2 separate regions of the Homo sapiens genome follow, and region 2 is linked to region 1. The links are chromatin loops, found by intact Hi-C in ENCODE. Cell type or tissue: right lobe of liver. All regions are shown on one strand.

Region 1 (8,000 bases):
TCCAGGTCAGATCAACTTCACTCCGATGATCAGAGTGAATGATCATCCCCTTTCTTGGTCTCCCCTTTCTTCCTAGCTCACTTCTGATTTGATGTGTAGTGCCTCTCCCCTGATTGTCCTTGCCTTTGATTCATGATCTTACAAGCTGAAGTCACATCTGGCCTGGCTATGAACAGTCCCTTCTTTCTGTAACCACAGATAGTCAAGTTTCCTGGAGTCAGTGGAAGTCTGAATCCTCCCCGCATAGAAAATCAGAGAGATGTTGTGGGAGAAAAACCCCACAGAATAAAGGCTCTAGCTTAGTCTTGAAAGCGTACCCTATACCCAAAGGCTGGGATGCCCTAAAGTTCAATCCAGGCACTGGATAAGAAGACTGAGTTGGCACTGAGCAATGAAAACAAGTAGCAGATGGTGCTGAGGAACATCCCAAGACTGAAGAAATGTGGTTCCCAGAACGGGAGAAGGAAGGAGACATTGGCAAAGTCTTACTCAGCAACTGTGACAGCCTGGCCAGGGAAAGCTTCAGGATAAGGCTGAGAGCACATTTGTGGTGTCAGGGATATTGGTGAGCTGAGATGCTCACTGTTCTGTAACCTCTTCTCATGCTCTTTTGCCGTACTCAGAGTAAACAGACTTGGTGGCCAGGCTGGGCTGGTCAGGAAAGGCAGGGAATAGAAGAGATGAGAAAGTCGCGGTGGGTGCAGTGGCTCACGCCTGTAATCCCAGCACTTTTGGAGGTCAAGTCTGGTGGATCAACTGAGTTCAGGAGTTAGAGACCAGCTTGGCCAACATGGAGAAATCACATCTCTACTAAAAATACAAAAATTAGCCGGGCATGATGGCACACACCTGTAATCCCAGCTACTCAGGAGGTTGAGGCATGAGAATTGCTTGAACCCAGGAGGCAGAGGTTGCAGTGAGCTGAGATTGCACCACTGCACTCCAGCCTGGGCGACAGAGTGAGACTCTGTCTCAAAAAGGAAAAAAAAAAAAAGAGAGAGAGAGAGATTAGAAAGTTGGCCAGGCTCAATGGCTCACACCCGTACTCCCAGCACTTTGGGAGGCCAAGGCAGGTGGATCACCTGAGGTCAGGAGTTCGAGACCAGCCTGGCCAACATGGCGAAACACCATCTCTACTAAAACATATAAAAAACAGCCAGGTGTGGTGATGTGCCCCTGTCGTCCCAGCTACTCGGGAGGCTGAGGCAGGAGAATCGCTTGAACCTGGGAGGCAGAGGTTGCAGTGAACTGAGATCACGTCACTGTACTCCAGCCTGAGCGACAGAGCAAGACTCAGTCTCAAAAAAAAAAAAAAAAAAAAAAAAAGAGAGAGAGAGAAAGTGGTCCCAGAAACCTGAGGCATCGCTCCCTGTAGCCAGGCTGTTTTCTGGAAGATAAGTAATAAGCAAGGTTTCTTGGGGGTGTTGTCACAGACCAAACCCAACCCAGTAGATCAGCAGAATGGGGCTCAGGGTTGTGGGATTTGCATGGCCTAAGCCCTGCCTGGCCCTTGATGTCCTCCAGGTGCTGGAGGTGGTGAGAGCCAACTATGACACGCTCACGCTGAAGCTGCAGGATGGCCTGGACCAGTATGAGCGCTACTCAGAGCAGCACAAGGAAGCTGCCTTCTTCAAAGAGCTGGTGAGTGCCCCACCGCCTCTGCCTGTGTCTTAGGGGCCCGCCCCCAGCCACTGGGTTCTGCAGTTTATCTGCAGTTTATCTGCAGATAAAACAAGACTTGAGGGGTCTGCTGGGATGGGGTATGCAACTTCTCTCCCCCATTGTACCAGGCAGTAAGAGAAGATGCTATTCGAGGTAGTATTGCCTACTTCTCCTTTGCAGCCATGGAGACAGCCCTTGCACAGCTCCAGCTGGGCCTGGGGTTTGACGTGTGTTCCCAGCAGCAGATCTGGCTCATTATTCCTTAACCTGTCCTCAGGGCAACTAATAAAAGTAATTAATTCTTCCCCTTCTTATGGAATCACGTCTTCCTAAACTCCTAACTGGCCGCTGGTCTGAGTCCCCTCCCAATCTAGTTCTCCAGTCTCCATTCCCTGCTTTCCAATCACTTAGCTTCCTGCAGCCCCCACCCTTGGGCACTTGGAGCCATGAGCATTTGCTCTGCCTCCTACTTAAGTTCCCAGTCAGTGTCTCCACAGAGCTAGCCCTATTGATGGTCCCTTTCCTGCCCTGTACTCTGAGCTGTTCTCAAGAAAAGCTCAGCCCCCCTGCAGTCCTGTAACCCTACCAGCTTGGTTTACACAAACATCCTGGCTGGGGACTGAGACCAGGACCTGCAGGCCTCTGTACCCACTTCCCCTGTCCTTAGACCTCCCTCTGCTGGGGCTGAACTTGCGTCAGCTCAGCTTTTACTTACCCCATGCCAATTGTGGTGAAGGCACTGCGTATTAGATCGTTTGTCTTGTGCTAAACACAGCCCAACTCTGATCCTGACATGACATTCCTCAGGATTTTGGACTTCCACAGGGTCAGGAAGACATGCTCTGGGGTGAGTTAGTTTGGAACACAGAAACCATTAGTGTAAAGTGATAGCAGAGTGGAACATTTTTATGGGATGGTTGGCAAGTCTTTAAGTTGATGTGGAGGAAGTTCTGGGAGCAAATGGTTAACAGAGAGCAATCTGTGAGGAGCTGGAGAGGGTTACGGGAGCGGTGTCTCGAGGCTCTGAGACACTCACCACGGCCTTACTCAGTTCTGCTCATATTTGTTCCCCTGGCACAGGGGAGCAAAGAGGGTCTGGTCCAGTTTGGAGCTAATGAGCTCAAGTTTCCTGCTGTTTGCCATGCTGCCCTTTCCTCTGCTTCCTTCCTGATGACTTCATTAAGTTTCCTATAGCATAGCAGAAATTGAAGGAAAGCTCCTGAGACTTTGGGGCCCAGGGCAGACACACTCTCCTCCTCCTTCCCCTTTTTGTTTCTCAGGCAATCTACACAGCTATTTCCTGTGGGGAAATCTCCTTGAAGAGTCTGCCAGATTCCTCTTGGAACCCTCTCAGAGTAGGGACTTGGGCCCTCTGACCCTTTCTCTACAGGCTTTTACCCTGCTGACCCAGGCAACACTGGGTTAGGGTTCTGTGGGTAGAGAGTATGTGAGGTGAGCAGTGGGCACACAGCAAGGATACGCCCCAGACTTTCCTCTCGAGTGGGCAGGCATCTTTAGAAGGAGTGCTAGACTAGGAGTTAAGAACCCTCGGCCCTGCTCCCAAGCTGGGACTCACTAGCAATGTCACCTGGCCCTGGCCATTGAAATTGGCCTCCTTGGATCCTACTCTTGCCATCTGTGCCAGAAAAGGACTGCATCTCTAAATGCTCCTTCTAACCCCAAAATGTAAATAAATCCAAAGGGAGAGTGAAGAGACTAGAAACACATCTAAAGAGAGGTGGTGCTAGAGCATGAGTCTTCTGGCCTCAGTTTCTCCTCCTCCATCAGATCACTGAGCAGCCCAGTCCCCCTTCTGCATAGCCAAAGCAGAGACAGATGTCAGCCTCAGCCCTCCTTTCTTGTCTGTGCCTGCTTCTACCTCCCCAGGAGCCCAGATGCTCTTCTTACATCCTCCAGAGTTTGTTCCTGTCCACCCCTCTTCTCTCCTTCCCTGCTGTCAAGGAACTGTTTGCTCATTTGCCTGCAGGGATAATAGCTGTTAAGGGTTCATTTCCTAAGAGAGAGACTTCTAGTGCCCCGTGTAGCAGGCACTGTCCTCTGCCGTTTAGAACTGACTCTCTCCTGTTTTCTCTCTGGCTGCGCCCTCCCACCTTCCCCAACTACCCTTTCCCAGGTTCGATCCATTAGCACCAACGTCCGGAGAAACCTGGCCTTCCACACACTCAGCCAAGAAGTCCTGCTCAAGGAGTTCTCCACTATCTCCTGAGGCCACGCCTACCTGAGCAGCCTCTGACTGCCCTTACCCATGAGGATCATGGGCTGGAGGGGGAGCGAGGGGAGAGGGGGCTGCCCCCGAGGTTGGAGAGAAACACAGATACCAAGTTCTCTTGGTGAAGACCGCACTTCAATGGAGCTTGGGCAGCAGGGGCAGGAGGGTCAAGCCAGGGATAATCTTATTTGGGGAGGAATGGGTGGGCACAGTGGGGAGAGGCCTCCAGGAATGTGGGGACTTCCAGAGTGGGCTCCCTAAACAGCCCCTCACATTTCCAATCTTGAGGTTACAAGCTGTAGCTACTGACTAATTTTCGGGAGCTGGTGAGGCAAGCCTCAGGGTAATGCCAGCACCCTGAAAGTCAGTGGCTCTGCTCGGCTTCTGAAAACAGATCAACTCTCAGATATAGCTGGAGCTACATCCTGCTTCCTTTGGGCCTGGGGCTGTGCTTGGCTTGAAATCTGTGTCCCCTGCCTGCACTGGCACTTTGTCCAGTCATCGGGACCTTTGGCTCAGATTTAGGGTAAGATAGGAATAGGGTACCTTTTTCCTTTTTTTTCTGAGACGGAGTCTCACTCTGTCGCCCAGGCTGGAATGCAGTGGCGTGATCTCGGCTTTACTGCAGCCTCCGCTTCCTGGGTTCAAGCGATTCTCCTGCCTCAGCCTCCCGAGTAGCTGGGACTACAGGAGCGTGTGCCACGCCCGGCTAATTTTTTGTATTTTTAGTAGAGATGGGGTTTCACCATGTTACCCAGGATGGTCTCAATATCCTGAGTTCATGATCCACCCACCTTGGCCTCCCAAAGTGCTGGGATTACAGGCGTGAGCCACCACACCCAGCCAGTTTTCCTATTTTCTGAATTCAGAATTGACTTCTCTGGGAAAACTGGAGATGAGAATCTGCCCAGTGCTCTGCTGTCCAGTCACCGCCTTTTGAATTTTAGTTTTGGCACCAGGAGTACCGTTAGCTTTCCCCTTCTTCTGGCCCATTTGACTCATCAGCACAATAGGGTCACCACCTTAACTTTTAATTTCTAATCTGCTTTACTGTCTTTAGGGTGTGTATGAAATAAACATTGACAGGCTTTCTGGAGCCCTCAAGGTGCCTACTTTGCTGGTTCCCTTTCCAGCAGCTCCCCCACCTCCCTTAGCCCCCCCTCCTCTGGCAGCCTCTCCTGCCTCTGCTGAGCTCCCCTCCACGTGTTCCACCCCCTTACCCTGCTGTTGTTTACATCCAACCTGCCTGAGAATTTCCTCTGGGGAGGAATCTATTCCTGTCATGGTCTAGTGCCTGGGAGGGAGAGAACTTTCTGGGGGTAGGGTGCCCTCCATCTGAAACAGGCCAGGTGAGCATCATGCATAAGGCCTCCATTCTGTCCGCTCAGATTCTGGGTGGGGCCACAGGCAAATCTCCTGACTTATGGGGAGTTGGCTTGTGGTTCCTCCCTTGGATAGCCTCCATGGAACCACTATAGGCTTTCCCAACAGCTGCCTCTGAAATAGCTGCTGCTTCGAGATCCTCCCTTTTTAAAGCACTTTCTAAAGCCCTCAGGATGGCGGGAGCAAACAGCACTGGTATATTCTAGGAGTAAGTGCAGGAATTCAGCAGTGAGAGCATGTCTGGGACCACCTGGACTGCCATCCATTTAACCTCAAATCTCTTTGGGATACTCGCCCTCCCTGGGAACCAGAGTTCTGGCTCTAACATTGAGCAGCTATGCACTAGTTCCAGAGAAGCCACTAACAGGCTGCCATGTGTAGATGTAGGTTCTTAAGAGATCACAGGCTGGGTCATCTGATCACTGGATGGATAGCTCAGCCTGGGGCATTTAGTGTTTTCCCTGGTGATAAATCCCCAAGGCAGCTGGATTTGGAGCTGGTGGCAAGTTGAAATTATTAAAAATTGATTTGTGTGGGACTGTCTTTAGTGTTGCTTTTTTTTTCCTTAATCTCTGTTGCCCAGACTCATTCCTCAAAGATAGAGGTAAGGTAATCTCCTAGGTGCTGCTGCCATCTGGCTAGGGGACCCCTACCTGCCCTTGTGAACTCTCCTCCTTCCTCTGAGTCTCCTGGCCCTAGTAGAGGTCAGTTGGGTTCGGAGAGCTGTAACCTCTCTTGTCCTCTGGGTAGAAGGAGGGAGAAGAGAGTTAGTTCCCTTATCTCCAAACTTAGTGGTATTGAGGAGGCAAGCCAACCCATTTGGCCACTTACGGATTCCTGCCAGCCTTTCCTCCAAGTGAATGAGGACAGGTCTAGGGCATGGGGCACTAAGCAGAGGGCTCCTTGCCCTCCATTGTAAAGGCCCTTCTCTTGACCAGTTTATTCACATATACCTATCCCAGAACTCCAAACGAGAGTGCCCATTCTCTCCTGGAAATCAACCTTAACAGGAGCTGCCCAAGCACTTTCTATGCCCAGCCTCTATACCAGGTCTGTGGAGCCTCCTCCAGAGCCAAGGGAGATCCAAGCGCAGGGCATTGCTCCTAAAGACAATCTTACCCTCAGCCACTTGTCCCCCTCTTAGGCCTGAACTCCCGCCACAATTCCTGCTGGGTTGATTAAATCAAGTGGTTGGAAATTAAAGCCAATTGAAGAGATTAAGTGTGCTTGAGTCACTTTAAAGTTTTTGGTCTTAACAGGTCACTCCTTTGGACCCACCAGACAAGGTCCCCTCATCCTCATAGCAACGGGTTGGGGGGCTTTTGGGTGTGGAGCCCAGGAAGCATCCTGAGGAAGGTCAGACCTGTGACGCTCAAAACACTCAGGATCCATTCCTGGGAGATGAGGCAGCCCAGCTTCCGTGCTAGCCCTGCCTTTGGAAAGGAGCTAATCTTAAGGAAGGGGTTTCATAACAAGGGCATTTCTTTCCTACTCTGTATCCTGACTTGGATCCCCAAACCTGTCAGTTGCTCCCCATATCTGCTGGAAAACAAGGAATCTAGGACAGGACAGGTGACAAAAGAGAAGGGCAGAAAAGTTGCTGCAGGGGAGGAACAAAAGAGCAAGGATGTCTTGAGAAACTGACCTGGTTCACTAGTTTTTTTATCTTCCTAGTCGGCCTATGGGGTTCATTAGATCAGTGAAGGAGGCACCCTGAGAGTGAATAGGTTCCAGAGACGGGGTCCTGGAGTGGGTGAGAGTTGGGGTCCTTCTGGAACTTGAGAGAAGATGAAACAGTAGTCCATTGGCCCACGATGAGCCTGCTAATATTAGAGGCTGGGTTGACTCTTCCTTTGCATCCCTAACCTGCTTTAAGCACGGTGGGGACTGTCTGGGACCACGAGAGACGCATACACGGGAGGAGGAACAACAGAGAAAATACAGGCTGACATGGAGACAAACGGAGCGGGGACTCAGATATGATACCCCAGGCTCTGCCTCAGCCAGAACTGTGTTGACGAAGGGGGACGGGGTGCCTGAGAATTGGGGGCGGGGTTTCCTCCTCTCAGTGGGGCTCTTCTGTCCCGCGCTCTCCTCCTCCCCCACCCCCCCCCCCCGCCAAGCCCCGTGACTTCTGCTTTAGGGGCAGATTGCTGGGGAGCTAGTCTCCTTCCCCGCACTTTGCAGTTCACCCTTTCACCGGGTGCCTCCCCCGGGCTGCAAAGGGTGGGGGGCGGGGGTAGGGGGAGCCAATCCCGGCAGCGCCAAAGAGGGGAGGAGGCGGTGACAGCCGCGGGGAGGGGGCGGGAGGAGAGAGGCAGCTCGGCTCGGCTCCGCGCTCAGCTCCGCTCTGCCTCCGGCTCTGCGCTCACCTGCTGCCTAGTGTTCCCTCTCCTGCTCCAGGACCTCCGGGTAGACCTCAGACCCCGGGCCCATTCCCAGACTCAGCCTCAGCCCGGACTTCCCCAGCCCCGACAGCACAGTAGGCCGCCAGGGGGCGCCGTGTGAGCGCCCTATCCCGGCCACCCGGCGCCCCCTCCCACGGCCCGGGCGGGAGCGGGGCGCCGGGGGCCATGCGGGGCCAGGGCCGCAAGGAGAGTTTGTCCGATTCCCGAGACCTGGACGGCTCCTACGACCAGCTCACGGGTGAGTCAGTGACGTGGGGGTCGCGGGAGGGAGGGTGGATTCCATTCCTCCAGACCCTTCCGCCTCTCCGACCCCGGCC
Region 2 (8,000 bases), 130 kb before region 1:
ATGGCTTCCAGCTTCATCCATGTCGCTGCAAAGGACATGATCTCATTCCTTTTTCTGGCTGCATAGTATTTCATGGTGTATATGTACCACATTTTCTTGATCCAGTCTATCATTGATGGGCATTTGGGTTGGTTCCATGTCTTAGCTATTGTGAATAGTGCTGCAGTGAACATACATGTGCATGTGTCTTTATAGTAGTAGCTACCCCTATTTTAGCTTGATTCCGTCAGCTGTCAGATTGATACCCCACAGATTAATGTGGTGTCTGCTAAAGTCAGTAGGGTCTTGGGATATTCTTTGTCTCGGGTTATAGCCATAGAACTTGAAAGAGTCTCAGGCTGGGCACGGTGGCTCCCGCCTGTAATCCTAGCACTTTGGGAGGCTGAGGTGGGCGGACCGCCTGACGTTGGGAGTTTGAGACCAGCCTGGCCAACATGGTAAAACCCCATCTCTACTAAAAATATAAAAATCAGCCAGGCATGGTGGCAGGCATCTGTAATCCGAGCTACTTAGGAGGCTGAGGCATGAGAATCACTTGAACCCAGGAGGCAGAGGTTGCAGTGAGCCGAGATCATGCCACTGCACTCCAGCCACTGTGACAGAGTGAGACTCTATCTCAAAAACAAAAACAAAACAAAACCCCCGAAAGACAAAAGGAGGAGCCGGTTTCATTTACCTGAAACTAGCAGTTTACCTAGGTTCAGTTTTCTAGGAACTTTATAGCTTAGTATAATAAGACTTAAGCAATAGCATTCAGTTGGTATACAGTCAAGATTTGTTGAATGAATGAATGAAAAGGGTAGGTCTGACAGTTTCTTCTAAACCTTTTGGTTTGTGTGATGAGCCTGGAGTTCCAGAGGGGTACAGTCCAAGCCTTGGGCCTGTGGTTGACCAAACCCTCCCTTAACTAAAAAAGTCCTAATTTAAGTACTTTTAAGGCAGCGAGGATATGACAAAGTGAGACTTAGAATCTGGATTTAGTTAAGACATTGCATTTTAGGCCATTTAGAAACCTCTATACACTAGGGATTCTAAGGGCTGAGATCATAGTTAATTGAATGTTGAATTTGTGAATTTAAATTGAAAATAGGAAATATAAAAGCTAATCCTCTCAAATGAAGAGTATCAATTTATCCACCTAACATAGGCTATTAAAGTGGACATTTAATGGCTTAATCAAGAATCCAAGCATACCTAGTTATAGAATATATGAAATGAACATTGCCGTGAAAGCTGTAAATTGCATATCTTGACAAATATTTGGAAAACGTAGGCCACAGAGTTTTTTTTAAGCAGCTTTAAATTATACAATTTAGTGTTTTTAAAATATATTCACAGAGTTGTGCAACTATTACCACAAACTAATTTTAGACCATTTTCAATCGACCCTTGCATAAAGAAATCCTGTACCCAGTAGTAGTTACTCTTCTGTATTTCTTCCTCTGTCCTCTCCCTCAGGCCTAGATAACCCATGTCTACAAAAATTAAAAAATCTACTTTTTGTCTCTATGTATTTGCCTATTCTGGACATTTTATATAAATGAAATAATAGAATATGTGGATTTTTACTACTGACTTATTTAATTTAGCATACTATTTTCCATATTCATCCATGTTGTAGCCATTCCTTTTTATGGTTAATATTTCATTGTCTAGAATACAACATCGTTGTATTTATTCATTCACTAATTGATAGACATTTGGGTTGTTTAGACTTTTTGGGTATTAGGAATGCCACCATTACTGTTTGTATACCAGTTTTTGTGTGGACATATATTTTGTTTTATTTTTATTTTTTCTAGAGACAGGGTCTTACTCTGTTATCTGGGCTGGGGTGCAGTGGTGCAATCATAGCTTCAAACTCTGGAGCTCAGGCGATCCTCCTGTTTCAGCCTTCTGAGTAGCTGGGACTATAGGTGCATGCCACTGCACCCAGCTATTTTTAAATTTTTATTTATTTTTATTTTATATTAATTTAATTTAATTTTATTTTTTGAGATGGTGTCTCGCTTTGTTGCCCAGGCTGGAGTGCAGTGGCGCCATCTTGGCTCACTGCAACTTCGACCTCCCGGGTTCAAGCAATTCTCTGCCTCAGCCTCCTGAGTAGCTGGGATTACAGGCGCCTGCCACCACGCCCAGCTAATTTTTTGTATTTTTAGTAGAGACGATGTTTCACCATGTTGGCCAGGCTGGTCTTGAACTCCTGACCTCATGATCCACACACCTTGGCCTCCCAAAGTGCTGGGATTACAAGGCATGAGCTACTGCGCCTGGCCTAATTTTTTTAGTTTTTAATTTTTGTAGACATGGGATTCTGCTTTGTTCCCCAGGCTGGTCTGAAATTTCTGGCTTCAAGTGATCCTCCTGCCTTGGCCTCCCAAAGTGTTGGGATTACAGATGTGAGCCACTGCACCTAGCCTGTTTGTGTTTTTCTTTTGTATACACCTAGTAGTGGAATTGCTGGGTTATGTGGTAGCTCTGTATCTAACATTTTGAGAAACTCCAGACTTTTCCAAAGTGGTTGTACTATTTTTATTTTTATCAATATTCTTTGAGGGTTCTAATTTCTCTACTATTAACTTCCCTCTGTGATGTGAGAGCCAGAGACACTAGCTAGAGGAATTGATGTGTATTTATAATTCACCATATGAATTTTGGGGGACAGATGTCAATCTGGAACATGTGTGTAATGATTTACTTGCTCTTCTCCTGGCATCAAATGTTCTTTCCATAGTTGTTTCCAGTTTTCTTTTATTATGAATGCTGTTTCTTTGTAAGCATGAAATCTATGTTCATTTGATATGCAAAAGTAGAATCATGTTTTAATATGCCTTTTAAAAATGAAGTTGAACATTATAGAAAAATGTTGACTTTCCCTGTTCCCCTTTTTTGGGAGATGGAGGAATTTGTTGACTGTTTCCTTGGCCTATCTTTGTTGTTAGAGGTTGTCTTAGTCTGTTTGCTGTTGCTATAACTGAATACCTGAGACTGAAAAATTTATAGAGAAAAGAAATTTATTTAGGTTCACAGTTCTGAAGACTAGGAAGTCCAAGTTCTAGGGGCTACATCTGGGTGAGGATCTTCTTGCTGATGGGGACACTCTGTAGAGTCCCAAGGTGGTGCAAGGTATTGTATGGTGAGGGGGCTCAGGAGAGAAAGCCAGACTGGCTTATATAACAGACTTACTCTCATGATAACTAACCCACTCTCATGATAACCCATTAATCCATTAACCCATGAGTGGATTAATCTATTCCTGAGGGCAGAGCCCTCATGACCCAGTCACCTCTTAAAGGCCCTGCCTTTTAATAATATTACATTTGCAATTACGTTTCAACATGAGTTAGAGAGAGGGCAAACATTCAGACTATAGCAAAGGACACTGTTTTTATCATCTATGTATATAAACTTCTATATATTAAACATAGTAACTCTATTATATCATTTGTTGCAAATGTAATTTCCCATGTAGTTTGCCATTTAATTTTAATCATTGAATTTTTTTTTATTAAATTATTTGTATTTTTAGGAAGTAAGTTTCATCAGTATTTACCTTTATAATTTCGTCTGGCTTTTTAACCTTTCAAAATCCTATCTCAGTCAGAGATGAAAAAAATGTTTTTGGTAGGTTTATAATTTTTAAAAATATCATTTATCTTAACCTCAAGCTACTAACTGCTTATTTGGAAATACTCTCAGAAACATATATGTCATTGAGATGTGAATAACCCTGAATATTCCAATGATCTAGCAGAATGCTGTCCAGTAGAAACTTTTGTGATAATAGAAAAGTTCTATATTTTTTTGTGTTCACTATAGTAGCCATTAGCCACATGTAGCTATTGAGCACTTGAAAGGTGGTTAGCACAACTGACAAACTGCATTTTTAATTTAACTTTTAATATAAATAGAATTTAAATTTTACAGTTTGCAGCAAAAAAAAGAAAAGAAAGGAAAAGAAAGAAAAAGAAACAGAACTTCTGGCTGAGCATGGTGGCTCGTGCCTGTAATCCCAGAACTTGGGGAGGTCAAGGCAGGTGGATCACTTGAGGCCAGGAGTTCTAGACCAACCTGGCCAACATGGTGAAACCCATCTGTACTAAAAGTACAAAAAAAAATTAGCCGGCTATGGTGGTGCATGCCTACAGGGTGGCTGGGAGTATAGGCTTGTGCCACCATGCCCAGCTAATTTTTTAATAGATTTTATTTATAAGTAAGACTGGTATCTTAAATTATATATTTAATTAAAAATTTAATTTAAATAAAAACCACATTCAGATAGATACAGAGAGTTAAGGTCTTTACTTTTGTGTTTTTGCATTCCATGTCACTATACCACTTTGAGTAGAATAGTTTAATTGTGACCCACTGGTTTATCCTTTTCCCCTGGAAAGGTACTCAAGGGAAAGACGTCAGTGGCGCCTAATTGATTATTGACTTATAAGTAGTTATAGCACCCTTTTCCCATTGATAAGGGGAATGGGTAGCACAAGCAGTATGTGATTGCGTGTGTGTGTGTGTGAGAGAGAGAGAGAGAGAGAGAGAGAGAGATTGATTAATCTACTAGAAGAAGGCAGAAGTTCTTTTTTTTTTTTTTGAGACAGTCTTGCCCTTTCGCTCAGGCTGGAGTACAGTGGCCCGATCTTGGTTCACTGCAACCTTTGCTTCCTAGGTTCAAGCGATTCTCCTGCCTCAGCCTCCTGAGTAGCTGGGTCTACAGGCATATGCCACTGCACCTGGCTTTTTTTTTTTTTTTTTTTTTTTTTGAGACAGAGTCTCACTCTGTCACCCAGGCTGGAGCGCAATGGCGTGATCTTGGCTCACCGCAAGCTCCACCTCCTGGGTTCATGCCATTCTCCTGCCTCAGCCACCCCCCTGCCCTCCCCGAATAGCTGGGACTACAGGCGCCCGCCACCACACCCCGCTAATTTTTTGTATATTTTTAGTAGAGGCAGGGTTTCACCTTGTTAGCCAGGATGGTCTTGATCTCCTGACCTCGTGATCTGCCCGCCTCGGCCTCCTAAAGTGCTGGGATTACAGGCGTGAGCCACCGTGCCCAGCCTATTTTTTTTTTTGAGATGTAATCTCGCTCTGTTGCCCAGGCTGGAGTGCAGTGGCACGATCTCGACTCACTGCAACATCTGCCTCCTGGGTTCAAGTGATTCTTCTGCCTCAACCGAGTAGCTGGGACTACAGGTACATGTCACCACACCCAGCTAATTTTTGTATTTTTAGTAGAGATGGGGTTTCACCATATTGGCCAAGCTTGTCTCAAACTCCTGACCTTGTGATCTGCCTGCCTCGGCCTCCCAAAGTGCTGGGATTACAGGCGTGCACCACCACGCCAGGCTTTTTTTTGTACTTTTAGTAGAGATGGGGTTTTGCCATGTTGGCCAGGCTGGTCTTGAACTCCTAGCCTCAAATGATCTACCTGCCTTGGCCTCCTAAAGTGCTAGGATTACAGGTGTGAGCCACCATGCCCGGCCAGAAGTTTTGTATATTTTTTTGCATGTATACATATTCATATCCAGTGTCTTTAGTGGCCTTAGCAAAGCTGGCTCACTAAGAAGGGATCTCTGGTGAGTTGCACTATATTCTCAGGCTTACCCTCATTTTTTGCTTTCCCTGTTACAGACGCTGCATCCAGGTAGTACACAAACTGCTCTGCTACCAGAAGAAGTGTCGGGTACGCCTGCATTACACCTGGCGGGAGCTCTGGTCAGGTAACTTTCTCTCTTGAATTCATCTTCCTTTTTCTATACCTTTTTTGAGCCCCTAGGCCTGGGCTCAAGGTGGATTTTTTGTTTTTTAACCTTTTGGTTTGTTTAGGTTGCCTTTATTTTCAGTTACTCTTTTTGTCTTTTTTTTTTTTTTTTTTTTTTTTTACGTTTTAGCTTTTTTCGAATCCAGACCTGGGTGTGTCACATGTCTATTCTTTACTTTGTCCCTTGTTCCTTCCCCTTCCTATATTTTTTGTCAACTGGTAAAAACAATTGAGTATTTCTTGTGTTCCAATAAATCTTCCTTTGAGTAAGAATGAGGTAGGAGGAGTCGGTACAAACTTGGGTTCTCACTCGGTTTCATTTGATAGCCGCATATGGACTGTAGGGAGGCTTCTGTGTGTTTCTTCAGGAATGTCATAGGGAGAGATGGAGGGATGGGGACGGGGTGGGGAGATGCGGGAATCCTGTTCTTTGTGTTACATCTGGCATTATTACTGTTTACAGACAGTGTCACTTGTACCACTCCCCCTGTGCCAGAGACAAAACAGCAAATTACAGTGTTTACTTTTGTCTTTCTAACCATTTGGTAGCCCAGTAAAGTCACTGCTACCCCTGCAGGGGGGAAGTGCCTCTTCTCTAAGGGTACAATTAATGCTGGCTTGCCACCCCTTTCTTTTGTGTGACTAAGTTGGAGGTTTCAGGAAAGCAGAGGAGACATGTTCCCTGAGGCAGTTGCTTGCTACTAGGTCCTGTGGCTTTTGAGACCTGATGGTACAATAAAATCTTCTCCAGATGATTACAGTGATGAAGGGTTGCCCACCCATGGGAGAGCTGCTCTGTATTTTCAGCAGAATAGGGTGTGTTAGTGTCAGAGCCTTTATAAGAAACAGGCCAGTAACCCAGCCCCCTTCCATGGAATTCATCTCATTCGTTGTGACACATGATTTCCTCCCAACCCAGTTTGGCTTTCTAAATTTAGTCCTCCATAATGGGAAGTAGAGATCTTTAGTTAATGGATTAGCAAGTTTTTGCAGTTACTGCCTATGGTGGTAAAGGGGGAGTAGGAGAATAACATTAAGTGGCAATAGTGGCATTTTGATATTTTAGGAGAGGAGAGTATGATTGTGTGAGAGGTTGAGATTGAAAGAATGTCAGGAGAGTTAAAGAGAGATCAAAAGAGATGGAAATGACCAACAGTAGAATTTCTTAGGTAGCAACACCTCCTTTTAATATAAAGGACTATTATTGCTGCCTATGGATAGTTGTATGATTGTTAGGCTCTAAAAGCATAGGATTAAAGAGAAAACACAATAATGATGCAGATCTTCAGATGTTGGTATAGTTGTTGGATTTATAATAAGTACACATGGTTTATGTCTATAACTTGAATGAAATTACACATTGTAGTACTAAACAAGGTGGTAGTAGTAGTTGTTTCCGCCTGCATCTTCTGATTCCCTTCTGGTTTTACTTTCTCTTTCATTCTATTTTCTTTCCTTTTTGTCCTAGCTATTCTATCTCTGGCCTCTGTGATCTCTGTGGCTTTTCTCTCATTCTCGTGATCTGTTGTCCTCTTCCTCATTATCCTGTTCCATTGTCTTGTCCACATTGCCTTCTATTCTTCGTTCTGGTCTGTCTCCTGAGACTCAGGGCTTCCTGTTATTCTCCTCCTATCCCCATTTTGTATCCTCTGCTCTCTTGATGAATCGACACTTTTATTGGTATGAAGTGTTCTTTGTGTTATTATAGTCATGCATTTTACTTTTTACATGTGTCATAAACTCTAGAATACATTGCCCTCATTTTTGCTTAAACAAGCGATTATCTTTTTTCTTTTTTTTTTTTTTTTTTTGAGACGGAGTCTCGCTCTGTCGCCCAGCCTGGAGCAGTGGCATGATCTCGGTTCACTGCAAGCTCCGCCTCCCGGGTTCACACCATTCTCCTGCCTCACCCTCCTGAGTAGCTGGGACTACAGGCACCCACCACCAGGCCTGGCTAATTTTTTTTGGATTTTTAGTAGAGACGGAGTTTCACCGTGTTAGGCAGGATGGTCTCGAACTCCTGACCTTGTGATCCGCCCACCTCGGCCTCCCAAAGTGCTAGGATTACAGACGTGAGTCACCATGCCTGGCTGCGATTATCTTTGAAAGAGATTTAAAAATGTCTTTTATATTTATCTTTTCTGACTCAGCATTTTTTTCTTCTCACTAGGAAATGGTGAAGAAGAAGGCCATTCTTTATTCTGTGTTGGTCAGTTGACGTTATGTCTTTCAGAAC

The links. Hi-C counts contacts between places; a loop is a spot of excess contacts. Peaks named below come from ENCODE experiments on the same cell type or tissue, not always from the same donor. Only the 100,000 strongest peaks of a DNase experiment are listed, where the experiment ranks them.
Region 2: it touches region 1 in a loop (4-fold over the local background); 4 of 110 quality-filtered maps call a loop at or near these places.

What each region holds. Positions count from the first base shown.
Region 1 is chr10:101,843,417-101,851,416 of GRCh38, reverse strand. It overlaps KCNIP2 (potassium voltage-gated channel interacting protein 2), which reads left to right and starts at 7,617. Exons shown (of 10, transcript NM_173191.3): 1 at 7,617-7,921. The coding sequence starts at 7,849. ARMH3 (armadillo like helical domain containing 3) reads left to right here. Exons shown (of 26, transcript NM_024541.3): 25 at 1,525-1,641; 26 at 3,797-5,818. The coding sequence ends at 3,889. RefSeq lists a silencer at 7,395-7,644 and an enhancer at 7,600-8,000. In right lobe of liver, a CTCF peak has its summit at 7,755 (motif pointing right); no DNase peak of the experiment used is centred here; H3K4me3 peaks cover 583 bases; H3K27ac peaks cover 2,136 bases.
Region 2 is chr10:101,972,935-101,980,934 of GRCh38, reverse strand. It overlaps ARMH3 (armadillo like helical domain containing 3), which reads left to right. Exons shown (of 26, transcript NM_024541.3): 20 at 5,635-5,723. Among named protein-coding and RNA genes, the nearest start is that of ARMH3, 79 kb to the left of the region's middle. RefSeq lists an enhancer at 7,179-7,328. In right lobe of liver, no CTCF peak of the experiment used is centred here; no DNase peak of the experiment used is centred here; H3K27ac peaks cover 1,683 bases.